Regions from separate parts of the Homo sapiens genome. Here region 1 is linked to region 2. A link is a loop called in an ENCODE intact Hi-C map of the cell type or tissue named here. Cell type or tissue: psoas muscle. All regions are shown on one strand. Links, peaks and the distances in the headings refer to the core of each region. The heading gives the core; the rest is flanking DNA.

What was found. Hi-C counts contacts between places; a loop is a spot of excess contacts. Peaks named below come from ENCODE experiments on the same cell type or tissue, not always from the same donor. Only the 100,000 strongest peaks of a DNase experiment are listed, where the experiment ranks them.
Region 1: a loop joins it to region 2, with 7 times the contacts of the local background. A loop is called at or near these places in 2 of 110 quality-filtered maps.

What each region holds. Positions count from the first base shown.
Region 1 is chr22:19,678,168-19,680,972 of GRCh38, forward strand. No RefSeq gene overlaps it. Among named protein-coding and RNA genes, the nearest start is that of SEPTIN5, 35 kb to the right of the region's middle. In psoas muscle, for the core only: a CTCF peak has its summit at 1,590 (motif pointing right); a DNase peak (open chromatin) is centred at 1,604; H3K27me3 peaks cover 928 bases.
Region 2 is chr22:19,908,372-19,911,176 of GRCh38, forward strand. The region is part of intron 8 of TXNRD2 (thioredoxin reductase 2); the gene reads right to left. Among named protein-coding and RNA genes, the nearest start is that of COMT, 32 kb to the right of the region's middle. In psoas muscle, for the core only: a CTCF peak has its summit at 1,754 (motif pointing left); a DNase peak (open chromatin) is centred at 1,750.

The sequences.
Region 1 (2,805 bases), core at 214-2,713, 230 kb before region 2:
TCCTAGCACTTTAGGAGGCCGAGGCAGGTGGACTGCCTGAGCTCAGGAGTTTGAAACCAGCCTGGCCAATATGGAGAAACCCCAACTCTACTAAAAGTACAAAAAATTAGCCAGGTGTGGTGGTATGTGCCTATAATCCCAGCTACTCGGAAAGCTGAGACACGATAATCACTTGAACCTGGGAGGTGGAGGTTGCAGTGAGCAGAAATTGTGCCACTGAACTCCAGCCTGGGAGACAGAGTGAGACTCTGTCTCAAAAAAAAAAAAGACTCACCCTGATCACAGCTCAGTGCAGCCTCAACCTGCTGGAGCAATCCTCTCACCTCAGCCTCCCGAGCAACTGGGACTACAGCTGTGGGCCACCATGACTGGCTAATTTTTAATTATTATTATTATTTTTTGAGATGAGATCTCCCTATGTTGCTCAGGCTGGTCTTGGACTCCTGGACTCAAGTGGTCCTCCTGCCTTGGCCTTCCAAAGTGCAGAGATTATAGGCATGAGCCACTGTACTCGGCCTGTCATGTATATTTTATCACAATAAAAAAATCTGTGAGAGGACCATTTCTTCCAATGTTGATTGGCCAATCCTATTTTTGTGTGTGTGAGTTTTTTCTTCATTTTCTGAGCCCACTTATGTCCGAGCTCTGAGTCCCAGGAGGCCAGTGGAGGAGGGAAGAAGAGGACTCGGCCTGAGGGTGACATGAGACTTGAAGAGGCTCCTGGTGGCATAGGGGAGGGGACAGCCCAGGGGAGGCAGTTCCGTAGGCCTGGCAGTATGAACCCCAGGCTGAGGCAGGTGCTAAAGAAGAGGCCATCTCCTCGAGGCCCTGACCCTGGAAGGCATTTGCTGAACACCCAGTGCCTGGTGACATTTGGGGTCCTGAGCCCAGCCAGCCTCCGAGGATCAGCCCTGCCTGTTATGCGCGGAATGTTTGCATCCCTCCAACATTCGTTGTTGAAATTCTAACCCCTAGGGGGGTGGTACTAGAAAGTGGGGCCCTTGGGAGGTGAAGAGGTCGTGAGGGTGGAGTCCTCATGAATGGGAGTAGTCCCCTCATCAGAGGGGCCCGGAGAGCTCTCTGCCCTCTGCCACGTGAGGATTAAACATGAAGTAAAAAATCTGCAGCTGGAAGCGGCTCCCACCAGAACCCAACAAAGCTGCGTCTTGGTCTCAGATTTCCAGCCTGCAGAGCTGTGAAGAATACAGTTCTGTGTTTAAGCCACTCAGTTTACAGTATTTTTTAATAGCAGTCCAATCTAACAAAGCCACCACCCCTGGCTGGGCCCCAGCTAGACAGAAAGCCTGTCAGGGCACTCTAGGGTTTAACTCCCCAAGCTCAGAGAGCGTGTTGGGGCCAGCTGGTGTCCCACACCTGGGCCACTTATCTGCAGGACAGGGTGATGGGGGCTCCCCCGTGTGTCGTGACCTCTGGGGGAGGTTTTCTAGAAAGTGCATACACTTGCTCTGTACGCATCTCCACCCTGATCCAGGGTGCTCCCATCTCTGCCCCAAGCACCTGCTCCAGAGGACGCATGGTCCCACCGTCCAGGGTCAAGAACCCCGGACCAGGCCCTGGCCCGGTTCTGGTCAGGCTCGGCCACCAGGGGGCGGTGTGGGCTGCAGGAGGCTGCTGTCCCTGGAGCTTCCCAGTTCCAGACCAGGACCCCACCCCACTGGGTGGGCGTCTCCAAGGCCCTGGTGGATTCTGTAAGCTCGGACCCGTTAATAGAAGTGGTTCTCTATTGTCCCAGTCGCCTAAAATGCTGGGGACCTCTCAGGTGTCTGCTGATGGAAAGGCAGCCAGAGCCAGCCAAGGCAATTCCCAAGCCCACCGCTCAGCCTTGCAGAACTGACTGCACAAGGGTCACCCAGGGGAAATGGTTTCTAAAAATACAGGGACTTCCACTTCCAGGAAAATTGAGTAGAAGTACTTTTCCCTGTTCCTCCCACTATGTACGGCTAAAAGCCTGGACACCACACAGAAAGCAAACATAAGCGGATTCTGAAAGGTGAAGAGAAGAGCAGAGATCCGTCAGGGACCTCAGGACCCAAGGATGACGGGGCGGGCAGCTCCATGTGGTTTCTTTTGGCCTCATATATCTCACTCCTGGAGCTGAAGAAGCCAGCAACCTGGAAACGCCAACAGACACAGACAAAATTACTCCAATGAAAGCTGCTGTGTCTAGCCAAAGGACCAGGAGGCAGCAGCCTCGCAAGGTCAAAACGTTTAGGCGATAACCTGTCTACTCCAGCCATCACCACCGAAACACCCTCGGCCACTCCAGCAAAGGCTGAGCGGGAGCCTAGGCTCCCCACTTTGGGAAGCCGTGGCAAGGAACCCCAACATCTCCCCCTGTGGTGTCAGAGAGGCCAAGGAGGGAGCCGAGACCGCCGCACCCACCCCTGACCCATACCCCATTGTGGAACAGCCTGAGCTTCCACCCCATCTGCCAGTAATGCCGCCCTCTCCCCCTCCCTGCTGGGGGTGGGGGTTGGTGTCAGAGGAGGCAAAGCGAGGAGCCTGGCTCTTCACTACTACTCAGTGGTAACGAGGCCACCCCAATGGGCTGTCAGCAGAAACCACATGGGGAGCCAGACCCTGCCCAGAGTAAAGAGAAAAAGAGCTCCCTTGGGTATAAACGGAGATTGAGTGGGGAACCTGGACTTTTTTCCACCCTGCAGTAACAAGGGGCCAGAGCAGCGTCAAAAAAACAACAACAGCACAACACCACAATGTTTACAAAAGCAGCAATAGAAGACTTTGGGGCCAGGCATGGTGGCTCATGTCTGTAATCCTAGCACT
Region 2 (2,805 bases), core at 203-2,702:
CCCCTTGTAAAGCGTATAAGACCACCTCACAGCCACTAGGATGGCCACTGTCAAAAAAACAGAAAACATCAAGAAAACAGTTTAAAGGAAAAAATAAAAATTAAAGAAAGAAAAACAGAAAACAACATGCACTGGCGAGGATGTGGGGAGCCCAGAGTCCTCCTGAACTGCTGGTGAGAATGTAAGATGGTGTGGGCGCTGTTGGGAACAGGATGGAGGTTCCTCAAGACCATAAGATCCAGCAATCCCACTTCTGGGTTTGCATCCAAAAGAACTGAAAGGTCTTCAAGAGGTATTTGCACACCTATGTTCACGGCAGCACTGCTCACAACAGCCAAGAAGCAGAGGCAACTTGGGTGTCCACTGACAGATGAATGGATAAACAAAATGTGGTGTGCCTGTACAATGGAATATTACTCAGTCTTAAAAAGAAGGAAATGCAGATACAACATGGATGAAAAGAGTTCCAGACATGGATAGTGGTGATGGTTTCACGACATTATTAATACATTTAATACCATTGAACTGTATACTTAAAAATGGTTAACGTGGGCTGGGCGTGGTGGCTCACCCCTGTAATCCCAGCACTTTGGAAGGCCAAGGCAGGTGGATCACCTGAGGTCAGGAGTTTGAGACCAGCCTGGCCAACATGGTGAAACCCCATCTCCACTAAAAACACAAAAAATTAGCGGGGTGTGGTGGCAGACACCTGTAGTCCCGGCTACTCAGAGGGCTGAGACAGGAGAATCGCTTGAACCCGGGAGGCAGAGGTTGCAGTGAGCCGAGATCGCACCACTGCACTCCAGCCTGGGCAACAGAGTGAGACTCTGTTTCAAAAAAAAAAAAAAAAAAGGTTAAAGTGGTAAATTTTATACTATGTCTGTTTTATCACAATGAATAATTGGGAAAATGTGTCAGAAGCACTTCTGATGGTAAACAGATGCACCTCCAAGGTTTTCACTGCAGCATTGATAATGATGAAGAAGAGAAACTACTGAGATGCTCATTAACAAGAGAAAGGTCAAAGGAACTATACCACATCCATTCAAGGGAATCCAGTCCTGACCCCACACAAAGATGCCCCGTGAAGTGTGAAACAATGACAAGCAGAGCATGTGACACACCACTCACACACACACACACCACTCACACACACACACCACACACACACATAACCACTCACACACTACTCACATACACACACCACACACACACACCACACACACCACTCACACACACACACCACACACACCACTCACACACCACTCACATACACACACCATTCACACACACACCACTCACACACACTACTCACACACACTGCTCACACACACCACACACACCACGCACACACACCACTCACACACACACCACACACACCCACACCCTTCACACACACACACCACACACACCACACACACACCACTCACACACACCACTCACACACACACCACACACCACACACACCCACACCCTTCACACACACACCACACACACACCACTCACACACACCACTCACACACACACACACCACACACCCACACCCTTCACACACACACACCACTCACACACCACACACACACACCACTCACACACACACCACACACACCATTCACACACACACACCACACACATCTGCACGCACACCATGCACATTCGGGCACACACAGAAGTGGGACCCTTTTCCACTGATATTTTCTCCTGGGGAAGGCTCGAGACTGCTATTGACCAAGCCTCTGCCGCCCTCTGGTGGTCTCTCTGCTCCCTGCCAACATGAAGTCTCCACACCCCACAGGCAGGAGCTGCCTGGACCTGGGACCTCGGGATGGCCCACTCTGTGGGCATCGGAATGCACTTAGTGACTCTGCACCTGCTCCCATGGGGAGTGAGAGCCACTTGCACGCTGCTAGCCTCCCTTCCACAATCAAGATGTTGTTTCTGAGGCCTTTGGAGTCTTTGCTAGATTTCAGGGAAACCCAATGTACAAATCAGAAGACAGTGAGGGTGTTAGATGAGGGCTGGGATAGGGATTGCTGGCTCTCCCCTCCTTAATGTTCTCCCTGATGTCCTTGAGGGGACCCACTGGAACCCCAGGGCTCCTGGGAACCCCATTTGACAACCACTGACCTAGATAACAAACAGCTGACTCCATTTATATGGCAGTCCTGTTATTGTTATTACCTCCAAGGCAGCCACAGGACAGAGTAAATCAACAGCCCTGCAGAGGGGCACAAGTCACAGGTTTATTGTTTAGTTTTGAGACAAGGTCTCACTCTCCCAGGCTGAGCGCAGTGGTGCAATCACAGCTCACTGCAGCCTCAACCTCCTGGGCTCAAGCAATCCTCCCACCTAAAGCCTCCCAAGTAGCTGGGACTACAGGTGCACAGTACTATGCTCGGTTAATATTTTCAGATTTTTGTAGGCTGGGTGTGGTGGCTCACGCTTGTAATCCCAGCACTTTAGGAGGACGAGGTGGGCGGATCACCTGAGGTCAGGAGTTCAAGACCAGCCTGACCAAGATGGTGAAACCCCATTTCTACTAAAAATACAAAAATTAGCCAGATGTGGTGGTGGGCGCCTGTAATTTCAGCTACTTTGGAGGCTGAAGCAGGAGAATCACTTGAACCTGGGAGGCAGGGATTGCAGTGAGCCAAGATTGGGCCATTGCAATTCAGTTTGGGGGACAGAGTGAGAATTCACCTAAAAAAAAAAGCCAAAAAAAAAACCAAAACAGATTTTTGTAGAGTAGAGGTCTCACTATATTGCCCAGGCTGATGCTGATCTCGAACTCCTGGCCTCAAGCAA